3 separate regions of the Mus musculus genome follow, and regions 1 and 3 are each linked to region 2. A link is a loop called in an ENCODE intact Hi-C map of the cell type or tissue named here. Cell type or tissue: heart. All regions are shown on one strand. Region 1 overlaps 1600002D24Rik (RIKEN cDNA 1600002D24 gene). Region 2 overlaps Erg (ETS transcription factor). Region 3 overlaps Erg (ETS transcription factor).

The links. A loop is a pair of places that touch in the nucleus more often than their neighbours do. Peaks named below come from ENCODE experiments on the same cell type or tissue, not always from the same donor. Only the 100,000 strongest peaks of a DNase experiment are listed, where the experiment ranks them.
Region 1: it touches region 2 in a loop (4-fold over the local background); 2 of 42 quality-filtered maps call a loop at or near these places.
Region 3: a loop joins it to region 2, with 2.7 times the contacts of the local background. A loop is called at or near these places in 5 of 42 quality-filtered maps.

What each region holds. Positions count from the first base shown.
Region 1 is chr16:95,858,447-95,866,446 of GRCm38, forward strand. The region is part of intron 1 of 1600002D24Rik (RIKEN cDNA 1600002D24 gene); the gene reads right to left. Among named protein-coding and RNA genes, the nearest start is that of Gm41508, 59 kb to the right of the region's middle. In heart, no CTCF peak of the experiment used is centred here; DNase peaks (open chromatin) are centred at 1,865, 3,025, 4,325, 6,405 and 1 weaker place; H3K27ac peaks cover 4,914 bases.
Region 2 is chr16:95,455,003-95,463,002 of GRCm38, forward strand. The region is part of intron 2 of Erg (ETS transcription factor); the gene reads right to left. Among named protein-coding and RNA genes, the nearest start is that of Erg, 71 kb to the right of the region's middle. In heart, no CTCF peak of the experiment used is centred here; DNase peaks (open chromatin) are centred at 4,519, 5,539 and 7,139; H3K4me3 peaks cover 3,368 bases; H3K27ac peaks cover 2,447 bases.
Region 3 is chr16:95,399,800-95,407,799 of GRCm38, forward strand. The region is part of intron 3 of Erg (ETS transcription factor); the gene reads right to left. Among named protein-coding and RNA genes, the nearest start is that of Erg, 130 kb to the right of the region's middle. In heart, no CTCF peak of the experiment used is centred here; a DNase peak (open chromatin) is centred at 3,832; H3K27ac peaks cover 262 bases.

The sequences.
Region 1 (8,000 bases), 400 kb after region 2:
ATGTAACTTTTAAGGTTGGTTTTGCTTTCTGAGAAACATGGCAGCAATAAGGGTTTGCACTGAATCTGTAAATTGCTTTTAGTGGGAGGGTTACTTTTACCCTAACAATTCTACCAATCCATGGGCTGAGAAGATCTTTCAGCATCTAGTGTCTTCTTCAATTTCTTTCCTTGGAGTTTTAAAGTTTTTGGTTTAGGGGCCAGTATTCTATTTCTCTTTTGAGGCTATTATAAACAGAACCGCCTCCCTGGTCTCTTTCTCGGTGTGTCTGTTGGTGTATAGCAAGGCCACTGATCTTGCTATGTTAATTTTGGATCCTGCCACTCAGATGACAGTGCTGACCACTTTTCTAGTTTTCTGGTCGAGCCCTTAGGGTCTCACCTCAAGCGTCACATCCACCAACAGGTTTATTTTTTTTACCTGGTTTCCACTTATGGCTCTCTTATCTCCCTTTCCTACCTCTCTAGCTAAGATTGGAATGGAGAGAGCAGGCATCCCTATCTTGCGTCTGATCTTAATGTATCTGCTTTGAGTTTTTCTCTGGTTAGCATAATGTTGGCTGTGGGGTTGTCTTGTGTGACTTTTGCTATGGTAAGTATGTTGCCTCTGACCTTAGTATCCCTAGGATTTTTCAATCATGAAAGAATGTTATATTTGGTCAAAGGCCTTTCTTGTATCTATTGAGATCGTATGATTTTTTTTTCTTTAAGCCCACTTATATACATTATGTTCTATTCATGGATTCCATATGTTGACCTATACCTGCAGCTCTAAGATAAACAAACTTAACCATTGTGAGTGATCTCTTGGATGTGTGCCTATATTCAGTTTGCAAGTGTTTTGTTGAGAATTTCTACATCTATGTTCAACACAGATAGACACTGGTCTGCAGCTGTCCTGAGGAGTTGGTATGCCAGCCATCATAGAGTCAGTGACGTGGTCAATGAACCACTGTCTGGAATGGAGACAAGGCTCTGCTGGGTGGTGTGCTTGCTTGCTCGGCACACTCAAGGCCCAGGTTCAATTCCTAACACACATAAACTATGTACAGGGATACAGGCCTGTAACCTTTTGGGAGGTGGAGTCAGGAGGATCAGGAGTTCTGTGTCATCCTCAACTATGCAGTGAGTTTGAGGCCAGCCTGAGCTACATGAGGCCAGCCTGAGCTACAATGAGATCCTTTAATCTATCATTTTCCATTGTGATTGTTGCTGTTGTTATACTTTTATAATTGTTGTTGTTGTTATACATATGTGTATATATGTACCATATATATGTGTGTACATATGTATGTGTACATATGTATGTATATGTGTGTATGTATGTAAAATATGTATATATCTTCTAAGAAAGAACATTCCTAAAGAAGCAGAGACCTTTTGGCTCTTGCCAAAAGTGTTTAACATTCAAGAAAGTCCAACTTTTAACCAAACTGGTCCATTTCTGGATTATTTTTAGGGTCAAGGCTATGATAAGTCCTAACACTCAAACATACAGCTCAGAAATCTGTTTATAACATGTTAACTAGGCTGCCGTGTTTGGGAGGGAGAAACAGGGTTCAAGAGAGGGCCAGAGATGGATGGAGTCATCCTTCAGCCTGAGCTGATTACAGCGGCAGGCAGTACCAGCCAGGTCCAAAATAAAACTTCCCTACCCAGGGACAGCAGAACTCACACTTTGAAGGTCCCTTGTGAGAGAATGGGAGAGGGAAAGGCTGTGAGGAACTGGATCCAAGGTCCACTGACATCACCTAAGTAGACAAAGGGACACTGTTTGCTTCGAGTGCTAGAGCAGGTGTTTGAGCCGTCCCAAGGCCATTCCCAAACAAGGTAACACGGAAAGACAATAGGCTGGTGAGGAAATGGCGTGACCATGACCCCTGTTGCTGCCTCTGAAGCCCTTCTCCATTTATGGTTTTGTTCTGGGAGGGCTTGTTCCCTGGAAGCTGAGTTGGGGACAGGGCCCTGCCTCCGTGATATGAAATGCCTTATAGAAAGAAGTTGTTTTCTGAGACCTCCATGCCCCAGAAACATTTGGCACCTTCAAGTTGGGGTTCAAGGCCAGTGTGAGTCACATGGCTGGTTACATGGTTTGTCTTCCGTCTTCAAGTCAGAGTAGCATGTGGCACAACGGTTATGATTCAGGGAGGAGGTGTGGGCAGCTTGATCTATCCACGGTACAATCTGACCCTCCTGTCATGGTCTAAATATGGAGTATCATGCCTTGGGAGCTCAGTCTCTGGCTGGTGGTGTAATTTGGGGAGGTAGTGGAAGTTTAGGAGGACTACCTGGAAGAGGTGGATTATTGAAGATGTGAAAGACATCCTCTCTACTTCCTGGCCACCACATGGGGAGCCCCACCCTCACTCCTGTCACCACAATGTCCCGGTCATTGCCCGCCCATCTTAGTGTGTGAGGGAACTGTGGGCAGAAGCTGTGGGACCAGAGTTCTTTCTACTTTCACGTCGTTTCTCTCAGGTTCTTGTCACGGTGACAAGAGTCTAGTGCAACCAGTCCTTGGAGAGATGAGAACCAACCAAGGACGTCAACATTAAATACCACAATCTCGACAATCTCGGCTAGAGGGATTGCCCAAACAGCAGCATTCGTCACCAAGACAACCACATCCTCACTGTGTGCTCTAGTAACTGTCATCACATGTGAGGCTGTGTTCTTCCCACAATCCCATGTACCAGAGCCTCCCATAACCTGGCCAAGGACACACATTTGGTCTCTGTAACCACTGCTTGGCATCCCCTCTGCTCAAGAAACTAAGGCAGCCGGGAAGTGTGTCCTGCTTGAGTTGCATAGTTGGTCGGGGCTGAGCTCTGGCAAAGCAGGTCTCTGACTCCAGCTCCCCTTTGCAAAGCCTGGGTCATCAGCCGGAAACTGATCCTCTAGGACTTCCCATGGCTTCCTCTCTGCTGGAGCCAGCTCTCTGCTCCTCCCCTCTCCCTTATCTCTGGAACACAGCCTGAGCGCAAAGGAAAAGGGTCTTCACCACAGCCAAGATTCCCATCTGACTTGGAACGTGAGCCAACGCTAGGCTTCCTCTCACGTTCCTGTCCTAAGGAGGCCTTGCCTTCAGCTGCCTTGGCCCCACAGCGGAAGCCAGCACGGAGGAAGATAACGGGAAAGGCTGGGCGCCTGGGGCCACTTCCCTACCAGATGCTAGAACACATCTCCTGTGCGTTCTGACAGGGTGCCTGAAGAAAGGGCTTCCCAGTTGGATTCGTTTCCTAGGGCCACTATGATCCATGTAATGTTTCTGTTGTCCTTAACCTACAAACAAAAACAAAACAAAACAAAACAACAACAACAACAAAAATCCATTCCCTCCTAGTTGTGGAGGAAGGAAGTCTAGAATCAGGATGTTCACAGGGCAAAAAAAATCAGAAGGGCCCTTCCTGGCCCTCCCAGATTCTGGTCACCTCTAGGATGCTGACTTGCAGCCACACAGCCTTGCCCTCTGAATCCTTCCCCAACATGGCTTCTCCTGTGTTCTGTTTTCCTAAGAACACCAGTCATTTAACCAATGAGGTACCATTCTAATAATTCAACATGACTTCATCTTCCAGGCAGGGTCACAGTCAGAGGAGTTTGAGTGTACATTATTCAACCCATCTAGAGGCTTCTATGCCCATCTCCCCTGAACATGAAACCTCAAAACAAGTAGGTGAATACACATCTCAAAGGGCAGAGGCAGCCTCCAGAATCCAAGAAGAGGCCATTGACCATCTGTCAGGAAGGCTTGAGGGAGCTGAGCCTGGCTTCCCATGCCTCTTCCTGCCCCTTCCTTTCCGTGAAAACCTCTCATCCCTCCATAGACCAAGAGCTAAGACTCCTCCATTCATACAGAAGAAGATCACCACCTTCCATAGCCACAGAAGTCTCACGGTGGCTTGCCACAGATAACCTGAGCACATTTCCATACATACAAATGTAACCCAGTGCCCCAAAGCTATGAGGCAGAGGTAGGCCAGGGTGGCATGGGACACTCCATGTCTGATTTTTGTCTATACCTACAGGGCAGCCCATGATGCTTGCCTGCTGAGGTCTACTGGAGACATATTCCTGTAATCCCCAGCGCACACTCCCTCAACCCAGAGGAATTCCCTTCTTGAAGATTGACTAGCAGCTAGTTTTCTTACAGTCACATGACAATGCAGAGGCGCAGGAAGTCCGGGGTAGGGAGTGGGGGATCCTGGCTGGGCCTCTAGATTTTTGACACATGGAGCAAGGCCACCGGTCACTGGGAACATAGAAGGGAGATATTGCCTACAGTTTGTGGGCAATATGGTAAAAAGCTCTTCTCAGCCACACTCCAGCCGTGCTTGCCAGCTGACCTGCTTCCCCAGAGCCCTGCCTCAGGCAGGAAATGGTGTGAGGGTAGATATCAGCCACCAGGCAGGAAGCCCCACCCACAGAAAGGGCAGCAGGTGCCTGGAAAGAGTCCACTACCTTGCTCTGGACTTGCTGAGTGTGAGGTACAGAAGACCCCACCCATCCCCCATTCTCTACTTCCTCTAGTCAAACAGCAGCCCCCTCTCTCCAACTCACACCCTTGGCCATGAGTTTTGCTTCCTTTCTCATTCTAGGCTCCCCCACCCCACCGCACCCCCAGTTTCCAGGGATCCCTCAGCAAAATGACACCCAAAGAATAAAGAATTCTGAGCCAAGGCAAGCAGTGTGCTCTCCCCATCACCTCCTTTTGCCCTGAAAATATTCCTTTATTTAGCTGGCACTAAATTTAGGTCCTGGCCAACAGAATAGAATGAAAGGAAAGCTTACCCAAGCCTCCCACCCCATCCCGTCTCACTCCCACCTTCCCCTGCCCCAGAGAGGCCTGCCAGCCCACTCCTCCATGAGTACCCTTTCACCCATAGCAGAAGACAACCACTGAGAGCCTGGTGTTGGGCACCCTGCGTGTGTGGCTCCCCAATCACAGAGTTACCTCCTCATAATCCCTCAGGGTCTAGAATATGAAATTAAGAAGCATCTGCATATTAATTAATGTTTCTTAGATCTGCACATTAGAGTACTGTTTCTTAGATTGGCTGTGCTTCTATAGCTGGGCATTTTCTGGTTACGGGGAGCTGTTGTCACTTTTATAATTTCACTTCAGCGACAGCATAGCTATAAAAATTAATGTACTTCCAGTTCATAGTTCCATAGAATAAGCATATCCTGGGGGGGGGAGGGGTGACCCCTCAGTTGTGTGCTTAACGATCAAGCTTAAGAACCTGAGTTTGGTCCTTAGTATCTGTGCAAAGCACTGGGCATGGTGGAGCCTGTTCATAATCTTGGTACTAAGAGTGGAGATAAGCAGACCCCTGGGGTTCTCTGGCTAACTGGCTAGCCTAGCCTAATCCACAAGCCCAGGTCCCTAGTTTCAAAAAGATGAAGTGGATGAGCCACGGACAGACACCCCAGATGATCTCTGCCCTCCACACATATGCACATATACACAACATCTAATTTAGGGTTTTAGACATGAGAACACACCCATCGTCTTCACCCTTTAAGTCTGATCCTCGCCTCATTCAGACTTAGAGGAGGACAGTGCTGGGCTCTAACCCTGAGGCTGCCCAGCCATGTCAGTCTCCCCAGGCACCCATCACAAGCTCCTGGCCCTTGTCCAGGCTTCCCAAGGCAGACACTAGAAGCAGCTACAGTTCCGTGACAACTGAGGCCGCGCTCCCTGTTGCGGCCTGAGCTTCAGCTGGTCACACTGGAACCCAGTAAACTGCGTCATGCCACACATAGTTCTATGAACCTACAACATTCCCGCACACGTTTCACCCTGCAGTGGGTTCCTCCGACCAGTCAGATGGTGGCTACAGGCCTGCAGTTGCTCTTGTGTGATGTCGTAAAGGCTGTCCCTAGAGCTGACGTCATTCGTCATTCGGTAAGCCCTCATCCTCCCAGATGACTCTGAGATTGAAAATAACCAGCAAGCCAAAGCCCCTGCTGTGTACCTTCCTGTCACACAAAATTGAAGCCCAGGGACGTGAGGTGATTTGAGCAAAGCTACAAACTTGTTAGAGCTGGCTTAGAGACAGGCTTTCATTCTCTGTGTCCTTTCCCTGGGACAGTGGCTGCATAAGATTGCCACAGACAGTACAAGGGACACATGGGCAGCGCAGAGTCATTCCTTCACCTCACACACAGGACACTAAGGATGAGAGGAAGTAGGCACAGCCACAGGTTGTGGAGGCAGGAGGAGGGAATGAGGTTTGAGGGAGGGGACCATAACCCTCTTTCTACCCCAGAAGCCTTCTCAGTTCTCCGCTTGAGAACTAGAGGCCTGAACTCATGTGACATAAAAAGCACAGGACTTCCATCCATGTTGAGTTCAGCACACTCCCCAGGGGCAGCAAGAGCAGCAGGAAGCAACTGGTCCCAGCTGGTCCCGTCCACCCACCCCATCCAGGAAAGCCATCAGTCCCCGCAGGACATCTCAGGCTCACCACACTCAACCCCAGCCAGCGCCTGTCTCCTACAGGGCCTGGATATCAGGTTGTCCCAGTTAAAATCCTTATTCCTTTTCTTCTTTCTTTCCTGGCATCTGTGTGGTACTGTCTGCCACCCCCTACTAAATATCTTTTTATCCAATTTGTTCTGGAATCTTCTAACATGTATCACTATCCCTTTCCCCACACACTGGGAGGAGATTATGTGATTCTACCATGGTCTTGGTCAAATATGTTTTCCCCATTTTCCCCAATGGAAAACACGTTTGAACAACCAGCCTTGTCTCTGCCACTGCCTTGGTGTCTTCGTTTGATGACAATGTGCTATCATACAGAATTGAGCCCCAGTCCAAGGGTACCCTTATCCTCACAAGATACCCTGTAAATTGAAGGGGAGACAAGACTTATCATTGACACATCTCACTGGGTGATTTCAGTGGTTCCCTACTTGAAGCACAGAATTACAACAAAGGGGTTCTGTTAAACACCCCCCCCCGTGGCAATCAAGCTATCTGACATTGACACATCTCACTGGGTGATTTCAGTGGTTCCCTACTTGAAGCACAGAATTACAACAAGGGGGTCTGTGATTCCCCCCCCCCCCGTGGCAATCAAGCTATCTGACACCAGAATGGGTGTCCATCTTCCAAAATCTAATAAACGCTGCTCAGATCGTGAAGTGGCGTCTTGAGAGTTAGGGACTTAACCAGGGTGTGGAGGTGCAAGCTTCATGTGTGGTTTGAACAAGGTGCATGTGTTTCAACAGAGGATCCCCAACTTGTGGCACTGTTTGCAGCAGTTATGGAACCTCTCAGAGATGGAGCTTTACTGAAGGAATTTTGCCAGAGGAAGTAGTCACTGGAGGTGGGCCTTGAGGGTTCAAAGCTGGGCCCTACTTCCTTTCTCTCTGCTTCCTGGCAACCACGTGTGATCAGCCAGCCTCATGCTCCTATCATCATAATGGACTAGATACCCTAGTAAGATTAAGTTTTGAAATACATAAATGGACTTTCTAGAACAATCTAGCTGAACCTCTCCAATGGGTTTTCTAGTTCTTAAGAATGCAGTCCACCCTGGAGCATCTGAGGTCTCAGCCTGAGACAATCAGGTAAAGTGAGGACCAGCGTCTAAAGTCAAAGCCTAGCATGAACTGGAAGTCCGAGATTCCAGATCTGAGTAGGGGCTGGGAGAGAGGTCAGTTGGTGAAGTGCTTGCCTTGCATACATGAAGAGCTGCATTTGGATCCTCAGCATCACATAAGAGCCAGGCACTGTCTCACATATCTGTAATCCTAGTCCTGGGGGTGTGGGGTGGAGACAGTGGGTCTCAGGTTCTCTCTGTCCAGCTCTAGTCTATTGGTAAGCTCAGGGTTCAGTGAGAGACCCTGTCCAAAAGATAAGGGGAAGAGAAATAGAGGATGGCATGCAATGTCGACCTCTGATCTCCACATATGAACATGCACACCAGGCATGCATGCAGATGCACACACGCGCGCGTGCGCGCACACACACACACACACACACACACA
Region 2 (8,000 bases):
GCTTGTCTGCTATAGGCTCTACAGATAGCTCACGACAGCATGAGGCTGGGTTGCCACACTGATGGTGAGAAAGATGGGGTCACACAGAGTCACCAAACAGCTGAGCACTTAAATGCAAGGTGTATGTGCCCATATAACATAAGATATGGCCTCTGGAGTGATCTGATGGTGTTCCCAGACAGGGCAGGAAGCAATGCCCTTCATCTTACCATAGCTGACGTTTCTGTAGCAACTGGACCAGACTGGCCACAGTGGTTGACACCACACACTGTCAATACCATTTGCAAATTTCTGAGACTACACATTTCAGAGACTCCCGTGGATCTCCACAGAGTCTTATGAACACTAGTGGCTAAATCAATGCCTCTCAGCTGCAGGAAACTCACATAAGTAACATTGTCCTTAAGGCATGAGGAATAGTTGCTTTTCCGGTTTTATTGTATTTTCTATGTATCCTTTTCTAAGAAACACTGGCGCGAATGTGTGTGTGTGCACGCTTGGGAATATGTTTTTAAATATCAAGGTCTGTTTTTCAGAAGGAAAAATAATAATGAAATAAAGGAGATACAGATAATGAAAAAATCATTTTGTTCTAGAACATTTCTCAGAGAGTGGGAGTCCTCCTGTGGGTTAAATGACACCCAGAGAGTCAACCACTTTCGATTCTGCTTGCTGGGGCCACGAGTCAGGATGCTGGTGGGCATAGGTGCTTGTGCATTCACACACACACACACACACACACACACACACACACACACACACACACACACAGAGAGAGAGAGAGAGAGAGAGAGAGATTGAGATTCATCCATGTGCAGCTATAACTGCTGTATCATAGAAGACAGCTTGGATCTCAGAGTGACCCTAAATACCCTAAATGCACACAGAAAAGTTATAGCGAGAAGCTGTCTTTTCAATGAACTTGGGCTAGAACAGAAGGGGAGGGCTGCCCTGTGCTCTGGGATGTGGCAGTTACCAAGAACAACAACACCCAGCACCTGGAGTTTCTTCCAGTGTCACAGAATCCCCCACAACGCAGAACGAGGGAGGCCATGTCTAGTCCCCGGATGCCGGAAGGTAGACGAGGAAAACGGCTGCAGCAAGCACAGCTTTAGCTAAGTTCTGTAACCACATCCATGAAAAGCCCATGCAGAGTTGACCTGTCCCTCACCATCCTCAGCTCAGAGGGCTGTGGGCCTCCTTAGGAACTTTCCAACTGTTCAGAGCCTGCTCGCCTAGGCACCTTAGGAAATTTCTATATCCTGTCTGATTCCTGAACTGCTTCCACCCAAGCTGCTGTTTAAACACGTTCCCTCCATGCCCTTCCACGTACACACACACACACCACAAACCTACAGACACATATCACCAATCCATACACACATGTGCAAACACACAAATCTACAGATACACACATACACATGCATGCATACAAGATTCAACTTTATTTTTTTGTTAGATATTTTCTTTATTTACATTTCAAATGCTATCCCGAAAGTTCCCTATACTCTCCCCCCGCCCCATCCTACTCCCCTACCCACCCACTCCCATTTCTTGGCCCTGGCATTCCCCTGTACTGGGGCATATAAAGTTTGCAAGACCAAGGGGCCTCTCTTCCCAATGATGGCCATTAAGGCTTGCAACCTAGGCTTCACCGCCTCCTAAACTGTTCAGGATAAGACTGTTTCTACCATAACTCTATTCCATTCCCCTCCACCAATGCTTTTTAAAGCAGGATGCTATGTACAGACCTAGGATTCCTTGGGCTGCCCAAAAGGCAAATGTCACCACAAACAAGTTCAGAAAAATCCTTGGAAGGCTGAATCGAACACCTAACTCATAAGGTTATGTGGGGAGCAACAGGCTCCAGGGTTATGCATCTCTCAGTATTGCACTATGAAGTCCTCACGGCCATCTTCCCAACGCGCTCAGACAGATGTTGGCTCGGCTGCTGTCCTGGTTTATTAGAACCCTCAGTCTCATCCTGAAACCCATGACTTCGCAGAGAGAAATACTATTTCCTAAAAATGCCTTTACCTCTCCCGAATGAAACGCCATGTTCTCTCTACCTCAAATTGCCAAAGCAAGGCAAGAGTACCAGAAACGTGCCTCACAGGGCTTTAGGCAGAGTGGCTAAAGGAAAGGAATCCCACACAGAGGTGATGATGTGCCAGCTTCACCAGCCCAGAGTGTCTGCAAGTCAAAGAACTCATTGATTTATTTACTGAAACACCCAAAACTCCAAGCTTATTTCCAATCCAAAAATCCCCCTATGGGGACTGTCTCATGACTTCAGAGGACACTGCCCTGTGCTAATTTGAGGTTTGTCCCAGAGTAATTAAAATTGCAGCCAACAGACTCAAGACTTCTTTTCCCATGTCACAAACAAAGCCATAAAATCATCTTACTACTTGATCCAGGAAAGCTCACAGAAAGCTGATCTTCAAGTCATTCACCACTCAAGAGAGACAGCTTTAACAAGGGACATTAAAGAATTCACTGGAAGTCATTTCTATTGTAGGGAGAGACACACTACACACATGTGACACAGAATTCACACATTAACAGAGTCCTAAAAAGAGCAAGTAATTGTCCCCAAATGTATTCAAAAGATAAAAATGCAATCTGACTTCAAAGGTGACTTCTTCACACACATGGGTCTTAAACGAAACAGTGTAATGCGTTGGAGAGTTGTCCAAACACATTCCACCTTCTGCAGGGCAATCTCTTCTTTCCATGCCCTTTAAAGCATTGATTTGTGGAGTTTGATGAACCCGAATAAGCTTCTACTCAAGCTATCTAAGATTTACACAGAATATTCTAATTGTTCTGAAATATAGATAGAATTAAAGAGTCTAGAGCAGAACCCCAAAAGCAGCATTTGGTGTTGTAAAAATAAGTCGTTTCTACTCATTTATCCGAAATTAGAGTCTATCAGACACAATGCTAAAATCCCCTCTAGGTCACCATATTGCAGCTGGCCCTACTCCTTGGGTCCAGGGAAAGAAAACTCTCAGACGGCAGCCTTTGGTGTGAGCCTTACTGGATTACAGGATACAGCCTGAGACCTGAAAACTGCATGGACCTCTGAAACACAGTTTCCACGGTACATATAATCAGCTGGCGAAGGTTTCTAACCTTCTAGCCTCGTCTTTATTATGGGCAAACCCCAATACTCATGAGTTTTCAGGCTAAGCAGAACCCTTACTGGACAATAGGTCACTTGCCATCTCTGTGCCACAAAATTAAAGACACAACGAATAAACACACTCTTTGGCTTCCTTTGTCTATACAGACTGCTGGCTTTCCTCATTCCTACGAATGTCACCAAAGCCCGGTGGCCTGGAATGTAGTTTAACAGACCCACCATCTCCCCGTACAACTAATTCCACAGATTTCTGTATCGGTATCAGCTGTTTGTATCGACCAGGCTGCGTTTAGTTTTCAACCGGTGACCCGTGCGGCTTTGTCTCGACACTAAACTTTACCAGTAAGCTTTCTTCTCGAAACATGTACAAGAAAACACATAGACCCACCTGCAGCAGAAAAGAGACCAACAGACCACTGCTTTACAGTCCCCACGAACCACGCAACACTGGGAAGAAAGCTTGCAGTACACAGAAAGACAGGTGTTTTATTTGTGATAGACACATTAACCAACACACCCAATTACCACCATTCGAGTTTTGAGGCGCCCGATTCCTCTCGGCATGGAGGTCCCCACAATTCAAGCCAACATTCGTCCATCCTGTTACCAACAGCCACTGAGTGTCTCCTCACTTCCACAGGGACATGCTGGCATGCCTGGTGGTTTGGAGTCCCCGATGCGTATCCAAATGTTCACCATTGACAAGACCATCTCTCTGACCCTGCCCTCCAACCTCTGTGGTTAATGCCTCGTATCGAACCCACATCCAGACACCGTTAGGAACAGGTAAAGAAGCTGAAAATTCAGAAGTGCTCCAAAAAGCCTTCACTGAAGTAAATCCACGGCGCTCAACAGTGAATTTAGGAACCCCAATTTTTTTCTGAGTTTGAAGTTTTTAAGCCTTGCGGATGGTCTGAGTAGGAAAAAGGAAATTTACTAGGCAGCGCAAAGGAAATCTTGTTGTCCTCTATTGTGGTGTGGGGGGTGTTGCCCAACCCTAACTTATCTGCCTTGATAAAGGAAGCCCAGCGCAAGAAAAACAAGATTTTGTCAAATGTAGAGGAACCCTCTCCTTACCTTAATAGTGCTGGCCATAATGCAATCAAGTTTATTGATCGTTAATAAATGTTAATAATAATTATTGCTTCTCTCTGACCAGAAAGTAGTTTTGATGAGGTTGTTTAGAGCGGATGAGATTGTGCTAAGTCTGGGAAATGAAGTCAGCCAATGGCAGGAAGAGGTTTCTATTGGTCCTGGCTGCCCAGCCCGAAGAAACAGGATATTTGGGAGTGGAGAGATAAGAGACCCTGAAAACAATGTTGTTTTTCTTGATGATATGCAGCCAGGAGAAGTTTTTTAATTAAAAAAAAAAAAAAGGCATCAATTGGCTGAGGCCGGGGCTGTCACAGCAGGTGTGACCTGCGTGACTCTGGGTGACAGGCTGCACCAGAGCAAAGCAGGATACAGATGTGATGGGGCTCTGCATGGCTGCACATGGGAGGGTGCTTGGGTGCCTGTCCTTTACATCGCCCCCTCCCCAGGAACGCCACCAGCCAGCACAGAGAGCTGAAGCTAACTAGGACCTAGTACCTATGGCTGTATGGCCAATTTGAATCGAGGTAACCAAGAAAACTAAAGAAAAAGAAAAATCAAATCAAGATCTTGTTTTCAAATGCTCATTAAAGGGGCTGGGGAGATGGCTCAGTCTGTAAAGTGTCAACTATGCAAGCATGGCTCCTTGAGTACCATCCCCAGAGCCCACAGACAAAAGCTGGGAGTCGTGCACATACCTTCAACTCTAACCCTGGGGAGTCAGAGACAAAGCAGATATCTGGAGCTCATTAGCTGGTCAGCATATGCCAATCAGCTGGTCCCAGGTAAACATTTGAGGAATAACATCCAGGGTTGACTGGGGGCCTTCACATGCATGTTCACCTGAACCAACATATATGCCTATATACAGGTATACATATACATACTACATATGGTTATATGTGTTCATGAGTGCACACACACACACACACACACACACACACACACACACACACACACACACCAAATAACTAGATTCTACATTCTAGAACATACATCCCTCTGACACCCGTGTTGTGGACCATGGATTCCAACAGAACTCTGAGCTTAAGAGAAGAGGCCGGGAGAAGTTCTCATAAATGCATAGAAGCCAAGCTTCAGGTTCAGTGCCATAGCTCGGCTTTCCCCTGAAGGATGCTGAATTGACACAGCCCTTAACATTCCTTTACAGGATTTCAGGCCTTTAATTACTCATTTTCAGGAAATTACTTGGTCTGTGGAAGAAACAACAGTTTGCTTTGAATTGAACCACATGAAAGTTGGACCCGTCACTTGGTCTCATGGGGACCCAAGCAGCACAATGGACCAGAGCCTGAGTCATGGACAATTCTTGGTTACTGGGTAGACAGGCAGTGAACTGAACTCATTCAGACTTTGGGCCAGCTCTGCCACACACCAGCTCCTTTCTCTTATTTGCCCCTGGTCCACCTCCACCCCTTAAGTTACAATACACAAAAGAGGAGAAAGAGAGGAAAAGCAGGTGGAGGTGCTGGGGTGGGTTCTGACGACCCCCTCCTGCCACCTGCCTAGCATAGTCAGGGGCTATGGGTTCAAATCCCAGCAGTTCAAAAAATGGGGGTGGGGAGATGAGGAGGAAAGGATCAGGGTGAGGAGGAGGAGGAGGTGGGAACCAGGAGAGGGATGTTAAAAGGCAAGAAAGAAAAATACATAAGAACTCTAATTCCCAGTTCTGATGGGAGGCTGATGGGTTGGTTCTCAGCGCCTTTGAGAGCATGTTGATTCCAGGCTCCTTTTTATCTCTGAACAATGAACAAGATGTCAGGCTGATTAAAACTATGTTTCCCCTAAAATTTTCAAAGTTCTGAGTTGTTTATCCCAGCAGCTTCCTACAAGCCCTGAGAAATAAAACAAAGTAACCAAAGCTCGGAGCAGAGCACCTCGCTGTGTTCTTGGTTTTGTTTTCTTCTCTCCTAAGAGTAGATCCATCTGAAATGTTAACTGCTGATCCTGAAACGTAACAGGATCCACTGTGTGGATTTACCAGGTGTGGGATTTTAAAAGGCAGACTTCTTTGCAATAAAATAGCCACGGACCCACCGGGATTCTGCTGTGTCCTGTGGCGGTGGTAACTCCCTCTTTATGGAGTTTTAAAACCCGCTGTGATCTGCCCAGAATTCCATCGTGCCTGTCTAGGCCAAATCAAACTGTCAGGTCAGTTACAAGACAGAGAGACACACTTACACACTTAAGATTTCTGGCTTCTTCACCAAGTGCCCAGCCCTCCAATATTTATACACATTCATTTATGATTGGATAAAATACTCTCTTATTACAGACTAGATTATTTGCTTGAGTAATTATAAAAAGAAACCAGACACTATAATTATTTGCTCTATTTTCTAAAGACTCTAGCCATACCTCTCATTGTGCCTAATTTTGATCTTAAACAAAAGTCTGAACCATGATCAGCTAGCATAATAATTTGGGGATCAGAGGTATAAAATTTGCCACGGGATTCTAAAATGGCAACTCCCCTATTTAAAAAAAAAATCCCTGGTTTCAAATGACAAAATGCTTAGCCAATTTTTTACCTTTAAACAGAGTAATTTCTGATGCCATTAGAACAAGCACTCAGGCTGGCTTCCCCAGATGACTGAATGCAAGGGCTCTTCCCATAAATGTCAACTGACTATTGGTAGCATAAAGCGCTCCTATGAATTACAACACCCCATGCCACTTCCCAAACCTTACCCTGGGGAGTAGAGGTGGGGGAGCTCACTTTATCTTTCCCTGGCCCCAAGTCTGTGCTCCCAAGTGGTTTTGGCATCCAGTCACACAGCACCTGAGAACTAGCTTCCCCCCAAATGTTACTTTAACAGAGACTCTCACTGGACAGATCTAGTTAGGGAGCAATCTGGCAGCTACTGGGCATCGCCCAGTGTCTGGCAGAGCTAGGTCCTTTCTTATCCACAGTGGCCACACGGAGCAATAATGCTGGAGGAACACATAGTCCGTCGTCCAGTTCTCCACCCCGAGTTCATCACTCGCAAAGCCTGCTCCCTTTGATGAGCCTGTGTATAGCTCCCTCCAAAGCAAACAGGAAATCGTGTAAAATACAAAACTTCACAAATGTATCATAAATAACAAAAACACACCACCATTCACGTATCCCCCAAGTCATGTCTGATTCTCTGATGGTAGCACCCTCATTTTCTCATTAACTATATACATCATGTGGTTGGGCACACCGGGCCAAGGGCAGCAGAACTCTGCAAACGAAACAGGACCACAGTGGAAAGAATAGTGGAACACCCAGTAACGACGAAACAGCACAGTCATGCTTCCGTATTAATTATCCCTGCACCAAGCATCAATAAAATGAAATATCCGTGACCATCAAAGAAGGAGGGGGGGAGGAGGAGGAGGAGGAGGAGGAGGAGGAAGAAATGGGATAGGGGAGATGGTACAGCACCCTCTGTTCCAGCATGAGGACCTGAGTTCTGATCCACAGAAGGAACCAGGGATGACCATGCCCACCTACAAATCCAGACTGAGGATTTCCTGTAGCTCACAGAAAAACAGTGCGCCCGGGGTTCACTGAGAAACTCCATCTCAAGGGAATAATAAACAGAGCAACAGAGAAGGGCACTGCCACCCACGTGTGTCTCTCTGTGTGTGTGTGTGTGTGTGTGTGTGTGTGTGTGTGTACGCATGCACACACCAACACTGTAGGGAAACTGGGTAGGGTAGGAATACCTACTGATACGGAAGACTGCTGCCTGGTAAGCTAAAAACCACC
Region 3 (8,000 bases), 55 kb before region 2:
GTATGTGTATATGTCTTTGTGTGTACACACATGACTGTACATTTGTGTGTATCTCTGTATGTCTGTGTGTGTGCATGTGCATGTGTGTCTATACATTTGTGTGTGTCTGTGTGTATGTCTGCGTGTTTGCATGTGTTTGCATATGTGCATGCATACATGTGTGCATCTATGTGTGCATCTCTCTGTATGTATCTGTGTGTATTTCTGTGTGTGTCTGTGTGCATCTATGTGTCTGTGTGTATGTCTGCATTGTGTGTCTGTATATATGTATGTATGTAGGTAGGTAGGTATGTATATCTGTGTGTGTCTGTGCGTGTGAATGTGTGTGTCTGTGTGAGTGTGTCTGCGCATGAGTGTGTCTGTGTTTATTCTTGTGTATGTATATGTATTATTTATAGTGTGCATGTGTCTGTGTGTTTGTGTGTATTCCCTGTATACATGTGTATGTCTCTGTGTGTGTTATGTATGGTATGTATGCGTGTGTATGTATTCCTTGAGTATGTGTATATGCCTCTGTGTGTTATGTATGTTGTACATGTGTCTCTGTGTGTTTATGTATGTCGTATGTATGTTTGTGTGTCTTCCTGTGTCTCCCTGTTTATGTAGTATGGATGTCTGTGTATATTCCTCTGTGTGTGTGTATGTGTGTATTTCTGTGTATGTATATGCAGTGTGTGTGGTTTATGTGTTGTGTTTCTGTATTTCTATTTGTGTGATATTATGTACATGTGTGTACATAATGTGGAAGCCAGAGGTTGATACTGGGTGTCATTCCTCAGTCTACTTCTCTCTTGTATTTTGAGGCAGGGTCTCTCACTAGGACGGACAGCTCACCGATTAGGCAATGCTATCTTGCTAAGGAGACCAAGGCAAGTCCTACCTGTCTCTGCATGACCCAGGGATGAGATTAGAGGTGTGCGCTATGCTGTGTGCTCGGCTTTTACAGAGATTCTGGGGATCCAACTTCAGGCCCTGGAGACTGCATCCAAAGCACTTTTCTGAACTGTCTCCCACCCCAAGCTTTGGATTTTTTATATCTTAAAATATGTAAATTCTGATCAACTGAAAGGACTTCACTTTCAAGACAGAAGATGCCAAAGCTAGGCATTTCCCCTAGCAGCAGCCTTTCAGCAGCCCTAGCGAGGACACAGCCCTGTGTCCCCTCTTTTACATAACGGTGCCCATAGGAACAAAGATGGCAGGAAGCTGAGGAGAATGGAGGAAGGCAGGTGAGAAAGAAACAGCAGAGCCTCCGTGTCCTGCCAAACCCAGTGCTTTGTTCATCAAGTCTACATATATCACCTTTGCAGCAGTGAGCTCACCTTTACCAAGCCATAGGGTCCATGAAAGTAAAAAGAGCCAGATTATCAGGCCCTGCCATGGCCAGCACGGGGCAGCTCCTCACTGAGCCAACATGAAGAAACCCAATATGATGAAATTAGATAGACGTTGGGAGAATGCTAGGATACAAGGGTAGAGCCTTCATCTCAGGATGGGTCTTTAAGAAAATTCAGGGCCGTCTCAGTGGATAAAATGCTTGTTATGCGAAGATTCAGATCCCCAGCACCCACATAAAAGATAGGTAGGTGTGGCCACTTACATAAAATCCCAGAGCTTGTGTGGCAGAGACAGGGGATCTGCCAGGGTAGACTAGGTAGCTGGTTGAGTTAGCTGGCAAGTTCCGGGTTCAATGAGAGACTCAGCCTTAGTACATAAAGAAGAAAACAACTGAGGAAGACATCTGATACCAACCTCTGGTGCTTACACACTGCACACTGGCATTCCTAACAAACAGCAGAGAGAGAGACAGAGAGAGAGACAGAGAGACAGAGACAGAGGTAGACAGAGACAGAGAGAAAGAGAGCTACAGAGAAAGGCACACAGAGAAAGACAGAGGCAGACAGAGAGACAGAGATACAGAGAGAGGCAGACAGAGAGACAGAGAAAGACAGACAGAGAGAGGCAGAGACAGACAGAGACAGAAAGAAAAAAGACAGAGACACAGAGATACACGGAGATAACGAGACAGGGATAGAGACAGACAGACAGAAGAGACAGATAGAATTTGCTCCTCAGTCATGCAAGCACGCAGCAGGAAGCTACCCTCAGTGATCAGGAAGCAGGTGCTCACCAGACACCAAATCGGTCGGTGACCCGGTGCTGGGTTTCTCAACCTCTGGGAATAAGAGGAATATACTTATGCTGCTTATAAGCCAACCTATCTTGGGTATTTCTGTCATAGACACCCAAGCGGACTCATTGGAAAGTCTCCCAGCACAGCCACAGTCTGGAGGGCAGCAGAGCTCAATTAGGAGGCAACTTGCTTGCCAATTCATGTCGGAGCCCTGAGGCAGAAGGGAGCAAGTGCCCAGGAATATCACTGCCCCCAGATCATGCCCAACGCTCGCCAAGTACAAGAAGCATATGAATAGCAAACCCAAGCTGAAAGAGAAGCCAGGCCTGCGGATAGCTTCAAGTGTTCAACAAGAGTTGGTTGCACATAGGTACACAAAGCACTGATTCTAACACAGTGACACACAGAAACTGTAAAGAGTGTGCACCTGACACAGGACTTTGAAGCTTGATTTCAAGTTCAGTGAGTATCCACTGAAGGCCACTGTAAAGGGCCCACCTGGGGGCTCCTTGTCACATTTAAGACTTTTAGGTGCAGTGCCTGTTAGCATCTGTTAGCCTCCAACACAAGAAGACATGAGATCAGGGAGAGGAGAGGCATACAACACTCTCCAGGGACCCTGATGTCTCTGGCAGCAAAGAAAATGTCCCCCTATGAGGGGAGGCCCAGAGAGGGAGATGTGAGGCTGGGGACAAGCTGCCTATGGTAGGCGAGCTTAAGCTGGCTATACAACCTTCAGAAAGTCAAAGAACTTCATCAGAAAAGCATGAGTCTAGTTGTAATCACGCCCTCTTGTAGTCTTACTGAGGAAACTGGACATCCTCTATCCTAAAATAACTTCTAAGCTCTCTCCCAATGCCATGCAGCAGATCTCACATTTAAGCTTTGTCATCATGGGTCCTAGGCATTCTCTAGGTTTAGAACACCTGCTGCCAATCTTTGGAGATATTTTTTGTCATTGTTAACTGCATGTTTTAGGCAGGGTCTCATGTAGCCCAGGTGGATCTCAGCTCTACCATGTAGCTTAGGCTGGTCTTGAACTCCTGATCCAACTGCCTCTGCCTCCTGAGTGCTGGGATTATAGCCACCTTGATGTTCTTAGGCAACTGTAGGGCTCACACTTAGGGCTGTGTGCATGGGAGAGACAGAGACAGGCAGAGAAAAACAGAGACAGAGACAGACAGGGAGACAGAGATATAGAGAGAGTCAGTCAGACAGACAGACAGACAGACAGAAGTAACAGAGAGAATTTACCCCCACACTCTACAACCTTCTAGACCACCTGAGCTGCATTCTCCTTCACAGACTGTATGCTCCTATAGCTCTATCTTCGTGCCAGTAGGAACAGTAATGTTGACAAAACTTGCAGAAAGTCAGGGTCCCACTTATACACCATGAGCATGTGGAGTCAGATATTTTTGAAGGGGGTAATGCCATCTTGCTCAGTACTTGGTGACACCAGCATCCTTTGGCCTCCATTCCCAGATACCTAGGAAACTCTCAATTGCAAAAATCCTCTGTGCTATGACCCACTGGTGGAATGGGTAAAGGTCTGCTCCACCAATGGAGGCAGAGAGCCTGACATTTTCCCTGGTATTGGTCAGAGCCAAGTCACAGTGTGAAGGCTGTCACCCAAGAGGAACCTGGGCTGTGAGCCCAGGGTGCTTCCGAGCTCTGGTCTGTCCACAGTGTGCTTGGTTTGTAGTCTATATCCTGTCCTGGCTTCCTTCCTGCTTCACACAGCTCATCCCGGTTGCAGAGCACGCCACCTCCTTTTACAGCCCGCAATGTCTCTCCCTGACCTCTACCACTCTACTCCTCTGCAGAGCCCCAGGACCGCACACCCCAGAGCCCTGTATGTGCATCAGGTTCTCAGCCTCAACACAGGCACCAGGAAGACCTGTGGACTCTGAGTAACTCAGAGTTCTCCTTCACCTGCAAGCGTCCAGGCTGGCTCTGCAGTGAAGCTGCTGGTCTTCACAGGCATGTTCTGCAAACTCACCTTCTGCTACCCTCCCTCCTGGTCACTACATGTGGGCCCTCTTGTGACCCTAGAGAATATCTCTGGTTGACCACAGGGCCTTTGCACAGAGCATTCCTTTAACCTGGGATATCCTCCACTGTGTAATCGAGAGAGTTCTTTCTTTGTTATTGGGTCTTTAACCAAATTCCACTTTCTAAGAGGTAACCTTTTTGGACCATCTTGCCTGGAATTGCCTTACTTTTCACCTTAGTGTTTGCTCTGATCTGCGCTGCTGTGTATTTTGACAAGTCAGCTGATCAAATGGTGACCTTCTTCCTTTAGAAAGCCAGCAGCAAAGAATCTTGATTGCTACATTTTTAGAACAGTGACTGTATATATAGTAGGTGCTTAACAAACTCAGCTGAACGAGTGACTGTATGCCACCATCATGTCTGAGGTCAAAGGGCCAACCAACCAAGTGACCCACTCCTCATTCGATGACCTTCACCACACTTCATGGGGCACACTGTTAATGTATCATATTGTGGGGTAGGGGGTGTAGCTCAGTTGGTAGCTTACTTGCCTAACGGGCCTGAGGTGCTAGATTCAGTTCCCAGTAGTTCATAAATCGGGGGTGGTGGCACTTCCTGTAATCCCAGCCTCTTCAAAGGCAGAAGCAGGAAGAGCAGGAGTTCAAGTCCACCCTCAGCGACACCACACAGTCTCGCCTTTGGACACATGGAACTCTTTATCAAGTTAAATAAACAAGTATTTTAAACTATTGCACCCAAAGCATGTCACTATCCAACCACAGGCTGGAGGGAGGCAGGTCCCACCCCTCCTCTTCCCAGGCTGCACTGAGAGGCAAGGCCCAGGGAACATCATCTTTCACCTCTTTGACTCCGCCAAGCACAGGGTCCATGGGGTGAGTTACAGAAGATGCCACCCCATGCAGACAGACAGACACACCTCCAGCGCAGCCCCCCTCTACTTGCTGAGCTGACCCGGCTCACTGGGCCTGTACCTAGATACTGGGTTTTTGTTTCTCACCTCCCTCAACGATGCCCAATGCTACCTCTCAGCCACCAGAAAACCAGAGTGCCCTGCCGTGTTCCTTCAACTGCTGTGAAGACTTAGACCAGAACCTGGGGATCTCCATAGGTTGAGCTCCTGACCCCCAGGTCCTGCTTCAGGACCTCGCTTTGAGAGCACCACCTCAAGGAGACACTCATCTGACAGAATTAATGAGTTCATGGCTCCAAGAGGTTGGAGAGCAAACCTGGGAGTAGAGCAACCAGCTTGGGACCCCAGCTCATTAAATACCAGTAGCTGTGGATCCTTAGGCAAGACACGAAGGATCGTCATCAAGAAATATGGTACATAAATACACAGGCTATTTTTCAATCCATAAAAAGAGTAAAATTATGTAGTTTGCAGAAAAATAAGATAATTGGAAATAATCATAGTAAGTGAACAAGTCTTTCTCAGAAAGACAGATTTCACGCTCTCTCTCATTTGTGGTTCTTATAGATTTTGTACCGACACACAAAACCACACATGCACACGTGACATATAACTGTCCAGATTGGCAAAAGAGTGTGGAGGGCCAAGAAAAGGGATGAGGGGTGTCTGGGGATATGTGCTCAATATGTAATACACATTTCTATGAATTTTAAAATTAAAGCAAAAAAGCAGAAGAAATCCCATCCCAGGTGGCAGGAAAGGCACTGCCCACAGCAGCTGTTGGATCTGGCTGCCTGGACCGGGGGTGCACAGAGCCGGGGAACACAGCCTGCTGGGCAGAGCCCCAGCACCTGGCAATGGCAGGCAGTTGGTGTGGCCACGCCTTAGGGTAGACTATCTCTGGCCTCCATGGCCAGCCTAGAGGGAACCATGGCTATCCCACTGCCATTGGAGTTGTGGGAGGCTGGCAGTCAGGAGAGCCTGGTGCACCAGGGTTCCCTTGTGTACAGTGCTAGCAGCAGGTTTCAGTTTTGTACACCACCAGACTCCCGTCGTGCAAACCCCAGGGGTGTTCCTCGGAGAGAGGTCTGAGTGAAGAAGGGGGAGAGACAGGGTTATCACTAAACCCTGAGGCTGGGTCATGACGGCCACTGACTACAGGACAACTTAAAATTAGCTTCTGTTGTTGTTCCACCTATAGGGTTGCAGACCCCTTCAGCTCCTTGGGTGCTTTCTCTAGCTTCTCCATTGGGGGCCCCATGTTCCATCCAATAGATGACTGTGAGCATCCACTTCTGTATTTGCTAGGCACTGGCATAGCCTCATACGAGACAGCTATAACAGGGTCCCTTCAGCAAAATCTTGCTGGCATATGCAATAGTATCTGAGTTTGGTGGCTGATTATGGGATGGATCCCCGGGTGGGGTAGTCTCTGGATAGTCCATCCTTTCATCTTAGCTCCAAACTTTGTCTCTGTAACTCCTTTCATGGGTATTTTGTTCCCTAGCTACATATGTAGCAGAAGATGGCCTAGTCGGCCATCATTGAGAAGAGAGGCCCCTTGGTATTGCAAACTTTATATGTCCCAGTACAGGGGAATGCCAGGGACAAGAAGTGGGAGTGGGTGGGTAGTGGAGCAGGGCAGGGGGAGGGTATAGGGAACTTTCGGAATAGCATTTGAAATGTATATAAAGAAAATATCTAATAAAAAAGAAATATCACTCTAGATTTATTATGTATGAAGTCAACATGGAGTATTTTCTCACCTGATGCCCACCTTCCATCCTTAACATCTACAGCTGTAGATGTATACAGCCATGTGTGGATCGTGGTGGTTGACATTTGTACAACTACCAGACATCTCTTATTTTTAATTGATGCATAATAATTATTCACATGTATGGGGCACAGTATGATAACTTGTGACATGTATATATAAAGGGCAATAATCGTACCAGGGTAATTAGTATTTCCATTTTCTTAAATATTTCATTTCTTAAATATTTTCCAATTTATTGCTTTAGAAATCTTTGGTCTCTACTCATTCTTTATTAAACATAATAATAATATTGTTGTATATTATTGTAATATTACAAGCATAGTTACCCTTCTATACTGAATAAATGACATATTATCCCTCTCAAAAAACAATAGCTTCTGTCTGCGAGCATCCTGATGGACAAGCCAAGCCCACAGGGACTTCCCCACTGGCTCCCACACCAACAGCTCCTTTCTCTCTGCCGTCCATTTATTGTGTTTTATAGGAAAAATGTGAATGGCTACTCTGCTCACCCTGACACTTGAGTCTCATTTCAGAAGCTTGTTAGCATGGAGGGCCTGAGGTCCAGCAGAACCCCTCTCTCCTGCCTCCCCTCCTCTTCCTTCTTCCTCTGCTGGTTCCTTTTTTTTTTTTTCTTCAAGACAGAGTTTTTCTGTATAGCCTTGGCTGTCCTTGAACTCACTCTGTAGACCAGGCTGGCCTCAAACTCAGAAATTCACCTCCCCCTGCCTCTCAAGTGCTGGGATTAAAGGCTTGGGCCACCACTGCCCAGACTCTGCTGGTTCCTATGCAGTGACTAATGGATGGATAGAGACGGACCAAGAAAGCTCTGCCCCACAGGGATAGAGGTTTGCCTTGCTCTGGAAAGAACAAGGCTATAAAATGCAAATCTCTCATGAAGCAACTTCAACAGCAGGTCATTTACAATAGCTTTTGAACTTGGCTTCAGAAAGTGTGTGTGTGTGTGTGTGTGTGTGTGTGTGTACAGACAGACAGACAGACAGACAGAGATAGTGTGTGTGTCTGCAGGAAGACTACTCCGTGGGGAGAGGAAGAGAGGAAGAGGAAGAGAGAGACTATAGGGAGACTACTCCATGTAAGCCCAGGTTAGAGGCAGTTAGGAGAAGCCACTGATGGTGATGGGCCAAGTCCTTGGCAGA